2 separate regions of the Homo sapiens genome follow, and region 2 is linked to region 1. Evidence: read pairs that join two places in POLR2A ChIA-PET (ENCODE). Cell type or tissue: A673. All regions are shown on one strand. Each heading gives the region's core, and the rest is flanking DNA. Links, peaks and the distances in the headings are about the cores only.

Evidence for each region. ChIA-PET counts read pairs that join two places held together with the same protein. Peaks named below come from ENCODE experiments on the same cell type or tissue, not always from the same donor. Only the 100,000 strongest peaks of a DNase experiment are listed, where the experiment ranks them.
Region 2: POLR2A ChIA-PET joins it to region 1 with 12 read pairs; 7 of 35 experiments call an interaction of 5 or more read pairs at or near these places.

What each region holds. Positions count from the first base shown.
Region 1 is chr11:47,322,427-47,327,800 of GRCh38, reverse strand. MADD (MAP kinase activating death domain) reads right to left here. Exons shown (of 37, transcript NM_001376571.1): 31 at 3,966-4,130; 32 at 3,464-3,536; 33 at 3,224-3,330; 34 at 1,249-1,257; 35 at 994-1,063. Among named protein-coding and RNA genes, the nearest start is that of MYBPC3, 28 kb to the left of the region's middle. In A673, for the core only: no CTCF peak of the experiment used is centred there; no DNase peak of the experiment used is centred there; H3K27ac peaks cover 281 bases.
Region 2 is chr11:47,228,317-47,233,690 of GRCh38, reverse strand. It overlaps DDB2 (damage specific DNA binding protein 2), which reads right to left. Exons shown (of 10, transcript NM_000107.3): 4 at 732-877. Among named protein-coding and RNA genes, the nearest start is that of DDB2, 16 kb to the right of the region's middle. In A673, for the core only: no CTCF peak of the experiment used is centred there; no DNase peak of the experiment used is centred there.

The DNA.
Region 1 (5,374 bases), core at 264-5,263:
AAGGCAGGAGGAGAATTGGCCGTACCTTCTTCTGACCCTGGGAGGTAGAATTTGGGGGAACCCAGGGTCAGCAGGGAATAAACTCATCAAAGGTAGAGCAAGAAGCCCCAGGCCATTCTCCCGAGTTGGAAGATTCCCCCAAGTATCTCTCTGACAGAAGAGAGAAGGGAACACACGGGGAGGAAAGTCCAGTGAGCCGGTGAGAAGGGGGAGGCAAGGTAGGAAGAAAGAGGGTAGGGGAGAAAGGAAGAGACGAGCTGGCAGTGTGAGGAGCTGGTTCGATGGGAGCTACCCACCCAGGGCAGGGCCCAAGGCAGAGACCTGGGGAGAGGCAGCACGAGCCGAGGTCACTTTACCTGCTGGAGAACGAAGGTTTTCATAGCAGCGATGAGGGGCACAAAAGAATGAAGCACAAACACAGCAGGAACTCAAAGCCCCAGGGTGAGAACCCACTACACCACTCCCTAGCGCTGGCTCCCAGCTTCCGGCTACAGCTGTCCCGCTAGACTCCTCTGTCCCTCAAGTGAGTCTGCCTGCGACGCCCGGTGCCCCTTTGTCTGGCACAGAGGCCAGGTGGAGACCAGAGCGGCGCCAGGGAGGCTGGCTAGCGCACTGGGCTGCTAGAGAGATTGCAGCAGGTGACATGGACATAGTGGAGCTTGGGGGTCGCCAGTCTGCTGTGTCCCAAACTTTCTGACCACTGGCTGGCCCAGCACGGGGAGGTGGTGCTACTTCACTGAGCTGCTTCAGGACCACCTCTAAACTCGAAACCCACCTGAGGCCCCATTTGCTCTTCTGCGATCCATTATCTATCTTTCCCTTCCACATCCCGGCTCTCATCTCAGGGGTCCCTTTTCTTCCTTGTCACTCCTGCTCCTCCTGACTTCTCTACAGAGGTTCTTCTTCTCCCTGCCCCTAGACCCTCCTCTGGAGCTCCGAGGTTTGAGTTACTGCCATGTGAGTCCAGACCTAAGAGCAAAATAGTGTAATTACCAAATTCCTCCAGGACAAAGACGCCTCGAACTGTATTGCACTTTTTAATGTGATTCAGCTCTATGAAAACCTGCAAGAGAGGGAGGGAGGCCGGGGTAAGGCCCACAGGCTCCACCCCTGCCCCACACAGCACACTCTCCCAGCTACAGCCCCACCCACACAAAGAAAGTCTATTTCCCAAAGAGAGGACAGAAGAATCCACACGCACACAACTCAAAAGCGCTAAGAAGCGAAGATAGCAGAAAGGGCATGTACCTTCCGCTCCTGGCCGGAGGAGAAAGCATGGGAGAGAAATGAAGGCGTTAGTTTGAATGGTCAAACCCAACCCGAAGGCCCTGCTGCTGGCCTGGGCTGCCCGCCCGTACCCTCTGCCCAGGGCAGTGCTTGTAAGACACAGTGCCCCAGGGGTCCCCACTCAGCCCATTAGGTCTCTACCCTTCCATGCATCCTCCTCCGGCGCAGAGGGCTGGCACGGGCGCAAAGCTCCCCTCAGACTGTCCTCAGGGTGGGAGGTGTTGGTATCCTCCTTGAAACAGGATCCAGGATCTCCCAAGAGGTATGTGGTGATAATAATATCAGCTACCACTTGCTGAGCACCTACTTGGGGTTTTACAAATACGATTTCTAATCTCTGCACCTACTACGTGACACAGTAAATAGTATTACCCCCATTTTCTACATGAGGAAACTATGGATCAGAAAGTTTCTTTGCCCATGAACGTGGAAGCTGGGCTTCAAATCCAAGCATGTCCTCACACCGAAGCCTGTGCTTTTCCCATTTACCCCAGACTGCACAGCTCCACCAGGAGGTCTGCTGCCTCCTCCACTCCAACTGAACACTGTGTGGCAGAATAGGGGGCAGGTCGCTATCTCATTACTAACTGTGAGGTGAGATTGAGAACCCGGGCTTTCCTCCCCTTCTCTGCAGTCTATCTTCTAGGGGCCAAGCCTTCAACCACAGACTGGCTTGGATGGCTGCCCAGTGGGGCTATGCCAAGGGCAGGACGAGGAACAGGGCAGAGCACCTGGGCGTTGCTCAGCAAGATCTCATCTTCAGAGGCCACGGCGCTAAAATGTGGTCAGAAGTCTGCTCCCCAAGAAGTACTGACACCTTTGTGGTCCAGAAAAGCACTTAGGTAGACCCCTCTCTGGGATGGTCCTAAGGTCTTTGGGGTTGGCTACTGCCCTAAGTCCTAAATTGAAAATATACTAAGGGGCTGCTGGCAGCCTGCGCAGCCATTTCCTGTTAAACCAAAGCTGCCCAGCTACGTTCCTGAAAGAGAGCTACAACGGCTAGCGGAGGGAGGGAGACAGCCACGTCAGTCAGGCATCCACCTCCCCTGAGGGTCTGCGGCCTGGCCAGGGTCTGTGGGGCTTCACACATTTGGGTCTGGCTCAGAGCCTCAGGGAGAGGAACCCGGACATCAGGGAAAGAGGAGGGAAGGCACTTGTGTGAGGAGTCAGAGCTGTGAACGGACCTGGGATGATGCGCTGGCCTCAGAAAGGAATTAGCTTAAGGAATGTCCACTGAGAGAAAAAGGTAACACTGTGTTAAAAGACCAAGAGAGAAAAAAAAAAGTCAGCTCCTATGGTGGAATTACAATGAGGGAAAGATGTATCCACAAGTGCTCCCCAATCAAAAGAAAGGGAATGGGGCCTGTGGAGCAGGGGACAGAGTGGGAACACTCAGAGGAAGGAAAAGAACAGGAAGAAGAATCCGCAGAAGAAAAAGGCAAATAAACACACTCCAGAGAGGACAGATACAAGCTACTTACACACAAGCACGCAGGCACGCACGCACGCACACGCAAGCTGCACGCACACCAGAAAGACACAAGGAGATCGGCCAGTCTAGACTCTCAAAGCAAAACCACCAAGCAGAAGCATATCCTGGGAATAGAGGAAGGCAGAGACACTGCAGGGGAAGGGCCAAGTGAGACGCTCCCACTCACACTGTGTGGAGTCCAACGGATGGGGCAGCGTGGCCACCTGGCCTCGCTCCTGCCCAGCCTCCCCCACGGGCTCCCTGGTGCACCTTCACAGCGCCAGGTGGTCGCCAACGTCACTGTGCCCTCCCCTGGGGTTTCTTTCCTGGGTCCAGCTGCTCCAGTTCTCCCTCTAGCTCCAGAGGGCCCTCTCTCATGCTTGCTGGGGAAGTACTGGGGGCTTGGACATTGGTCCTTCTTACAGATGGAACGACAGGGAGCCTCGTGCTGCCGCTCGCACCTACCTGATTGTGCATGAATTTGAGGTTGATCCCTTCCAGGGTCACCTGCAGCAGGCCACCCTCACCAGTCTTCAGGTCCTGCACAGGGAACTCGCCACCCAATTCAGGTCCTGTGGTGAGGGAGGGGGCTATCAGCTCACTGGTGAGGTGGGGAATCCCACCCCTGACTTCCCTGCCAGGCCCCTGACACTCAGAAGGACTGGTAGAAACAGGGAAGACACTCTCAGGAAAAACTCTCCTCACCGGGTTTGATGCTTTGCTGTCGGGCGGCAGCGCGCTCCATGCTGTCCTTCACACAGTAGTACAGCTCCCGACACTGTGGCACAGGGGGAGAGTGGTCCCATCATGAGGGCTGTCCAGGGTTCCCCACCCACTGCTCTATAATGGCCACTGAAGGCTGGAGGTTGAAGTGAGGGGTAAAATTTTAAGTAGTCCTCCTATTTTTCGGATGTCTTATTCATTGTTGAGGTTATGAATGATAGATCCGGAGCATATGAATAGTATGGCTTTAAAGAAGGCATGGGTACAGATGTGTAGGAATGCTAGATATGGTTGGTTAATACCGATTGTGACTACTATTAGGCCTAGTTGGCTTGACAGAGACAGCTTTAGGTACTCCACCCAACAGCTGGAGACAGAAGTGTGGCTCCAGATGTGTGTTTTGGAATTTTAACTTCCCAAAGAGAAATTCACTATTTGGTCTTCAATGCCTACTAGCCCCAACCCAAACACAGATCCTGCGTACCTTTTTAGTATAGAACTTGTTGAGCTGGGTCTCAGAGCCATTTCTACGCCACAAGCACAACACCTTCGTCTTGGGACAGTAGGTCATGTTGATGAGCTTCTCGTACCACCAGCGCTCATACACTGTTCCGATGTTACTACGCAACACCACACAGTCATCGCACACCTGGAGAAGTGCACAAAGCGGCTCAGTGGTTCCTGTCTCTGACAGCCTCTCCCTAGACTGTTTCCTACAGGGAAAGGTGGTCCTGGGGCATCCCCATGGTCAGGTTTTCTGCCTTACGCTCATGGTTTCCCTAGGTGAAGACACAAAACAGAACTACTGACATGCTGCCTGCTACAAGGATTGTTGGAAGAGATGGAGTCATTAGAAGGAACCGATGTATAAGGGAGGAGGCACAAATCAATCAGTTATTTATTACCTCTTTTTTTTTTTTTTGAGACAGGGTCTCACTTTGTACCCCAGGCTTGACTGCAGTGGCGCCATCTCAGCTCACTGCAGCCTCGACCAGCCAGGTTCTTCCTGCCTCAGCCCCCAAAGTAGCAGGGACTACAGGTGCACACCATCACATTGGCTATAATTTTTTTTTTTTTTTTTTGAGATGGAGTCCCACTCTGTTGCCCAGGCTGGAGTGCAGTGGTGCAATCTCGACTCACTGCAACCTCTGCCTTGTGGGTTAAAATGATTCTCCTGCCTCAGCCTCCCGAGTAGCTGAGATTACAGGCACACATCACCATGCTCAGCTAATTTTTGTATTTTTAGTAGAGACAGGGTTTCACCATGTTGGCCAGGCTGGTCTCGAACTCCTGACCTCAAGTGATACACCCGTCTTGGCCTCCCAAAGTGCTGGGATTACAGGCGTGAGCCACCGCGCCCGGCCCAGTTATTTATTACCTCTTATGTGCTCTACGGACTTAAAGTATTTGGAGGAGATCTCATGCCTCCATCTTACAAGCTCAGGAATCATCTTTGTTGACAAACACAAAGGTAGGAGATCATGACAGACTTAACCAAGGAGAAAAATGGAGCTGATGCACTTTCTAATCCTGGGTCTACCCTTTTTCTATAAAAATATTTTTAAAAATTAATTACACAAGTGACACATGAACAATGCTTATTACATAAAAATGATACAATACAGGATGATATAAATTAAAAAGCAAATATCTTTGACACCTTCTTGTTCAACATTCTCTTTCAGGTGAAGTTATCTGTTCTTCTTTTTGAGACGGATCTCGCTCTGTCGCCCAGGCTGGAGTGCAGTGGCGCAATCCCGTCTCACTGCAAGCTCCGCCTCCCAGGTTCACGCCATTCTCCTGCCTCAGCCTCTCGAGTAGCTGGGACTACAGGCACCCACCACCATGCCCGGCTAATTTTTTATATATTTTTTTAAGTAGAGACGGGGTTTC
Region 2 (5,374 bases), core at 233-5,232, 94 kb after region 1:
GTTGCCCAGGATGGAGTGCAATGGCGCCATCTCGGCTCACTGCAACCTCTGCCTCCTGGGTTCAAGCGATTCTCTTGCTTCAGCCTCCCAAGTAGCTGGGAATTACAGGGGCCTACCACCACGCCCAGCTAATTTTTTGTATTGTTAGTAGAGATGGGGGTTTCACCATGTTGGCCAGGCTGGTCTCGAACTCCTGACCTCAGGTGATCCACCCACCTTGGCCTCCCAAAGTGCTGGGATTTCAAGCATGAGCCACTGCACCCGGCCGCATTCTGTAATTTCTCCAGCCACTTTCTCTTGGGAAGTCCAGAGCACTTTATGGAAAAGATTCCATCCATATAAGCTTCCACCCAGGAACAGGTCAGGTCATTACACCACAGTGAGTGCAGGGCATTCAGTCTCAAGTTCTGAGCTGTTGCTCCATTCTCTAGGTGGCTTTCTGGGTCCACGCCATGCTGGCTTATCTAGTGAGGGTCAAGGTCCAGTCTAATACAGGTATGACTTACAGAAGAGCTGAGGCTCCAGAACACCTTCCCAAAGCAGTAACCCACCTGGACCAAAGTGAGGGCAGCCAAGGAGCAGTTTGAGAAAGAGAAAGAAGGGCGGAAAGTGGCTGACATCTTTCCTTTCTTCCCTGGGCCAGGTTGGGTTAAGGAAATGGGATCTGGATGCTCTTGCCGGAACTACACCTAAGCTTAGAAGCCCTTTCCCCTGCTAGTTAAACTACTCACTTGATGGTGTCTGAGCTGGCAAAAACTCGTAGAATGTTGCCTTTAAAGTCTTGCAGCCTAGTTGTTCCCTCCATTGAGGAGGCGTAAAACTGGTTGGTATTGAGAGGGTTAAACTTCAGCCCAGTGATGCTCCCTCCAGCTCCAATCTAACACGAGGAAGGAAAAAGCCAGTGAGTGATGATGGGCCTGGCCGTGAGGAACCAGGCCTGGGCACACATGCTGCGCCGTCACAGAAGCACCCCTCGAGCAGCGCTTGGGGCCAGGTCAGCTTAGACACTAGGACGCTCTCTACAGGGCCTTCACTTCTTTTTCTTTTCCTTTGAAATAGGGTCTTTCTCTGTCACTTAGGCTGAAGTGCAGTGGCACAAACACGGCTCACTGCAGCCTCAATCTCCTGGGCTCAAGCGATCCTCCCACCTCAGCCTCCCAAGTGCGTGCCACCATGCCCAGCTAATTTTTCTATTTTTTTTTTTTAAGATGGGGTTTTGTCACGTTGCCCAAGCTGGTCTTGAACTCCTAAGCTCAAGCGATCCCCCTGCCACGGCTTCCCAAAGTGCTAAGATTACAGGCATGAGCCGCTTTGTCTGGCCCCTTCATTTCTTTCTTTTTTTTATTTTTATTTTTATTTTTATGTTTTTGAGATGGAGTCCTGCTCTGTCACGACCTCGGCTCACTGCAACCTCTGCCTTCCAGGTTCAAGCGATTCTCCTGCCTCAGCCTCCCAAGCAGCTGGGATTACAGGTGCCCACCACCACGCATGGCTAAATTGTATATTTTTAGTAGAGACAGGGTTTCACCATGTTGGCCAGGCTGGTCTGGAACTCCTGCCCTCAGGTAATCCGCCACCCTTGGCCTCCCAAAGTGCTGGGATTACAGGCGTGAGCCACCGTGCCCCGCCTCCCTTCATTTCTTAAGGCTTTATTTTTACTTTTTTTTTTAATTAACATATAGCAAATTTGGGATATAAAGTTCTCTGAATTTTAACATATGTATAGACTTAAATAACCACCACCCAAATCAGGATGCAGAACATTTGCAACAGCCCAAAAACTCCATCGTGGTATCCCATTGTAATCACACCCTCCCCTCGCCCCCAGCCCCTGGCTGATCTGTTCTCCATCACTATTGTTTTGCCCTCATAGAATGTCCTATAGACCGAGCACAGTAATCCCAACACCTGGGGAGACTGAGGCGGGGGGATTGCTTGAGGCCAGGAGTTCAAGACCAGCCTAAGCAATATAGGGAGACCCCATCTCTACACACACAAAAAAAATTTAGACATGGTGGTAGGTGCATGTGGTTCTAGCTACTCAGAAGGCTGAGGTGGGAAGATGACGGAAGCCTGGAGGTCGAGGCTGCAGTGAGTTGCGATCGAATCACTGCACTCTAGCGTGGGTGACAGAGCAAGACCCTGTCTCTAAAAATAAAATAAAATAAAATTAAAAATAGAATGTCATGTAAATGAATTAGGCAGTATGCAACCTTTTGAGACTGTCTTGTTTCATTTCACTCATCATGCCTCTGAGATTCATCTGAGTTTGCTGTATCAAGAGCTCATCTCATTTTATTGCTGAGGTATTCCATTACATGGATGTGCCCTAATTTGTTATTCCCACAGTGCTCTCTTTAGAAGAGCTTCAGCTCAGAGCAGTGGCTGAGTTAGGAGGGCAGGAGTCAGATCTGTGCCCCTTCCTATTCTTCCAAACATTCATGAAAATGATGATGAAAATAATCATGAGAATATCAATGGCTTAACCTTATTAAGTGCTTACTATGTACTAGGCGCTGGTTTTTTGGGGGGATTTTCTTTGTGTGTTTTTTTTTTTTTTTTTTTTTTTTTGAGATGAAGGCTTGCTCTGTCGCCCAGGCTGAAGTGCGGTGGCACAACCTCAGCTCACTGCAGCCTCCACCTCCTGGATTCCAGTGATCCTCCTGCCTCAGCCTCCTGAGTAGCTGGGATTACATGCCCACACCATCACACCCAGCTAATTTTTGTATTTTTAGTAAAGACAGGTTTCACCATGTTGGTCAGGCTGGTCTCGAACTCCTGACCTCAGGTGATTGGCCTGCCTCGGCTTCCCAAAGTGCTGGGATTACAGGCGTGAGCCACTGCGCCCAGTCAGGCACTGTTTTAAGAACTTTACATCCCCAAGATGTAAAGTTCTCCACTTGTCCGCCTTTCTCCACCTTTTCCACTTCTTCTTTACGCTGCAGCTATCCCAGCCTCACAGACCTGTACAAGTTCTTCTATGCAACAACCACTTAGCTATCACAACATACTAACTGGCACATTCCCTTCCCTCTATAAAACATTCTAACCTCACGGTCATTCTAATGCTCATGGTCTGCCAAATGCTTGCTGGTAGTATGACAATCTTCGGCTCCCTCCAGTTGAGTTCTATGCTTACCAAACCAAGGGTTGGTTGTAGTTGTTCTCAAACCTGTTTATTCCAATTGTATCTTTTATTGCAATTAACACCAAATTTAATTAAGCATGTAAATTGATGAAATACATGCAAAAACAAAGGCCATTATTACTACTATAAAAGCCGTGTTGAAAGCTTTGGAAGAACTTGATAATGAGTTGCAAAAATAATAGCTATTGGCTGGGCACAGTAGCTCACATCTATAATCCCAGTATTTTGAGGGGCTGGGGCAGGAGAATCGCTTAAGGCCAGGAGTTCAAAACCTTGATGCAGTGGTGCAATCCTGGCTCAGCGTAGCCCCAACCTCCTGGGCTCAAGCAATCCTCCCGCCTCAGCCTCCCAAGTAGCTGGTGCTATAGGCTATAGGTGTGTGTCACCAATTTTTTTTTTTTTTTTTTTTTAGAGACAGGGTCTCACTATGTAACTCAGGCCAGTCTCAAATTCCTGGGCTCAAGCAATCCTTCCACCTCAACGTCCCAAAGTGCTGTTACAGGCATGACCCACTGGGTCCAGCCTCTATAAAAAATTATTAAAAATTAGCTGGGAGTGATGGTGCACACCTGTGCTCATAGCTATTCGAGAGGCTGAGGTGGGATGGTGACTTGAGCCCAGGAGTTCAAGGCTGTAGTTAGCTATGATCCTGCCACTGCATTCCAGCCTGGGTGGCAGAGCAAGACCCTGTCTCTATTAGGAAGAAGAAAAAAAAAAAAAAAAAGAAGAGCCATCAAATTAAGCATAGGGTGAGATACTTATAAAAGATTAAGGTAATAAAAATGTAAAAGGAATCTGCAATCAGATTGCTTCACAACTGTCTTACTTTGTATACTGAAAACCTTAAATTTGTATCAATGTCTTCAATTCAAAGTCAACACCACAGAGTTGATTCGAGTTTCTCTCTTTCCATGTTTATAATTCCCTTCTTTGACAGTGAAAAATGTGGTTCCCATTTTACTCAATATACTTACATATTTGATTAATCTCCTTGTATGTAACCAGTCTTCCACTATTGCTGCCACACACTCCCCAAATGCACGTCTTCCTTAGGATGCTTGGACTCTTTTACCCTCCCGAGGGCACAATCACCCTCTTCCCTCTCTCCACTCCCTCAACCATGCAGACACAACTTCCTTGCCCACATCAGGCGCCACGGCCGCCCCTCTCCATGCAAAAGCCCTGCTCACCCCACTTGACTCCGCCACCCCACTCTAGGCCTCCCTGTGGTTCAGCATCCTCAACCCCGCTTCAGACTTCACTATTCCATGCCCGGCCTCCTCTACTCTTCACCCCTGCCTACATGGATGCCCTTCTGATCTTGTTTGGGCCCAGTCTCTATGTACTGAGCTGCCACCTGCCACCTGTAATGACATTCACCTCAGCTTCAGGGGCCCCAGCATCTGGCACTTCCAGCACTGTAGCCTTCCCACTACGTAAACATCTATCTTGCTTGATCCTACCTAATGACTTTTGGTTTGAACTGTTCAGGAAGGGAAAAAGAAGATGAAGAAAGAGGAAGATAGATAGATAGATAGATAGATAGATAGATAGATAGATAGATATTTCTTTTTTTTTTTTTTTTTGAGATGGAGTCTCACTCTGTAGCCCAGGCTGGAGTGCAATGGTGCCATCTCAGGTCACTGCAACCTCCGCCTCCTGGGTTTAAACAATTCTCCAGCCTCAGCTTCCCAAGTACCTGGGATTACAGGCTCACGCCACCACGCTTAGCTAAGTTATGTATTTTTAGGAGAGATGGAGTTTCATCATGTTGGCCAGGCTGGTCTCGAACTCCTGACTTCAAGTGATCCGCCTGCCTCGGCCTCCCAACAGTCATGAGCCACCGGACCTGGCTGAGGAAGAGATATTGATCTTTCCTTCCTTTTTTTTTTTTTTTTTTGAGACAGAGTCCCATGCTGTTGCCCAGGCTGGAGTGCAGTGGCACAATCTTGGCTCACTGCAACCTCTGCCTCCTGGGTTCAAGCAATTCTCCTGCCTCAGCCTCCCGAGTAGCTGGGATTACAGGTACCTGCTACCATGCTTGGCGAATTTTTGTGTATTTTTAGTAGAGACAGGGTTTTGCCATGTTGGCCAGGCTGGTCTTGAACTCCTGACCTCAGGTGATCTGCCCACCTTGGCCACCCAAAGTGCTGAGATTACAGGAGTGAGCCACCGCACCCAGCCAGATATTGATCTTAAACCCTCCGTCTCCACAGACTAGAAAAA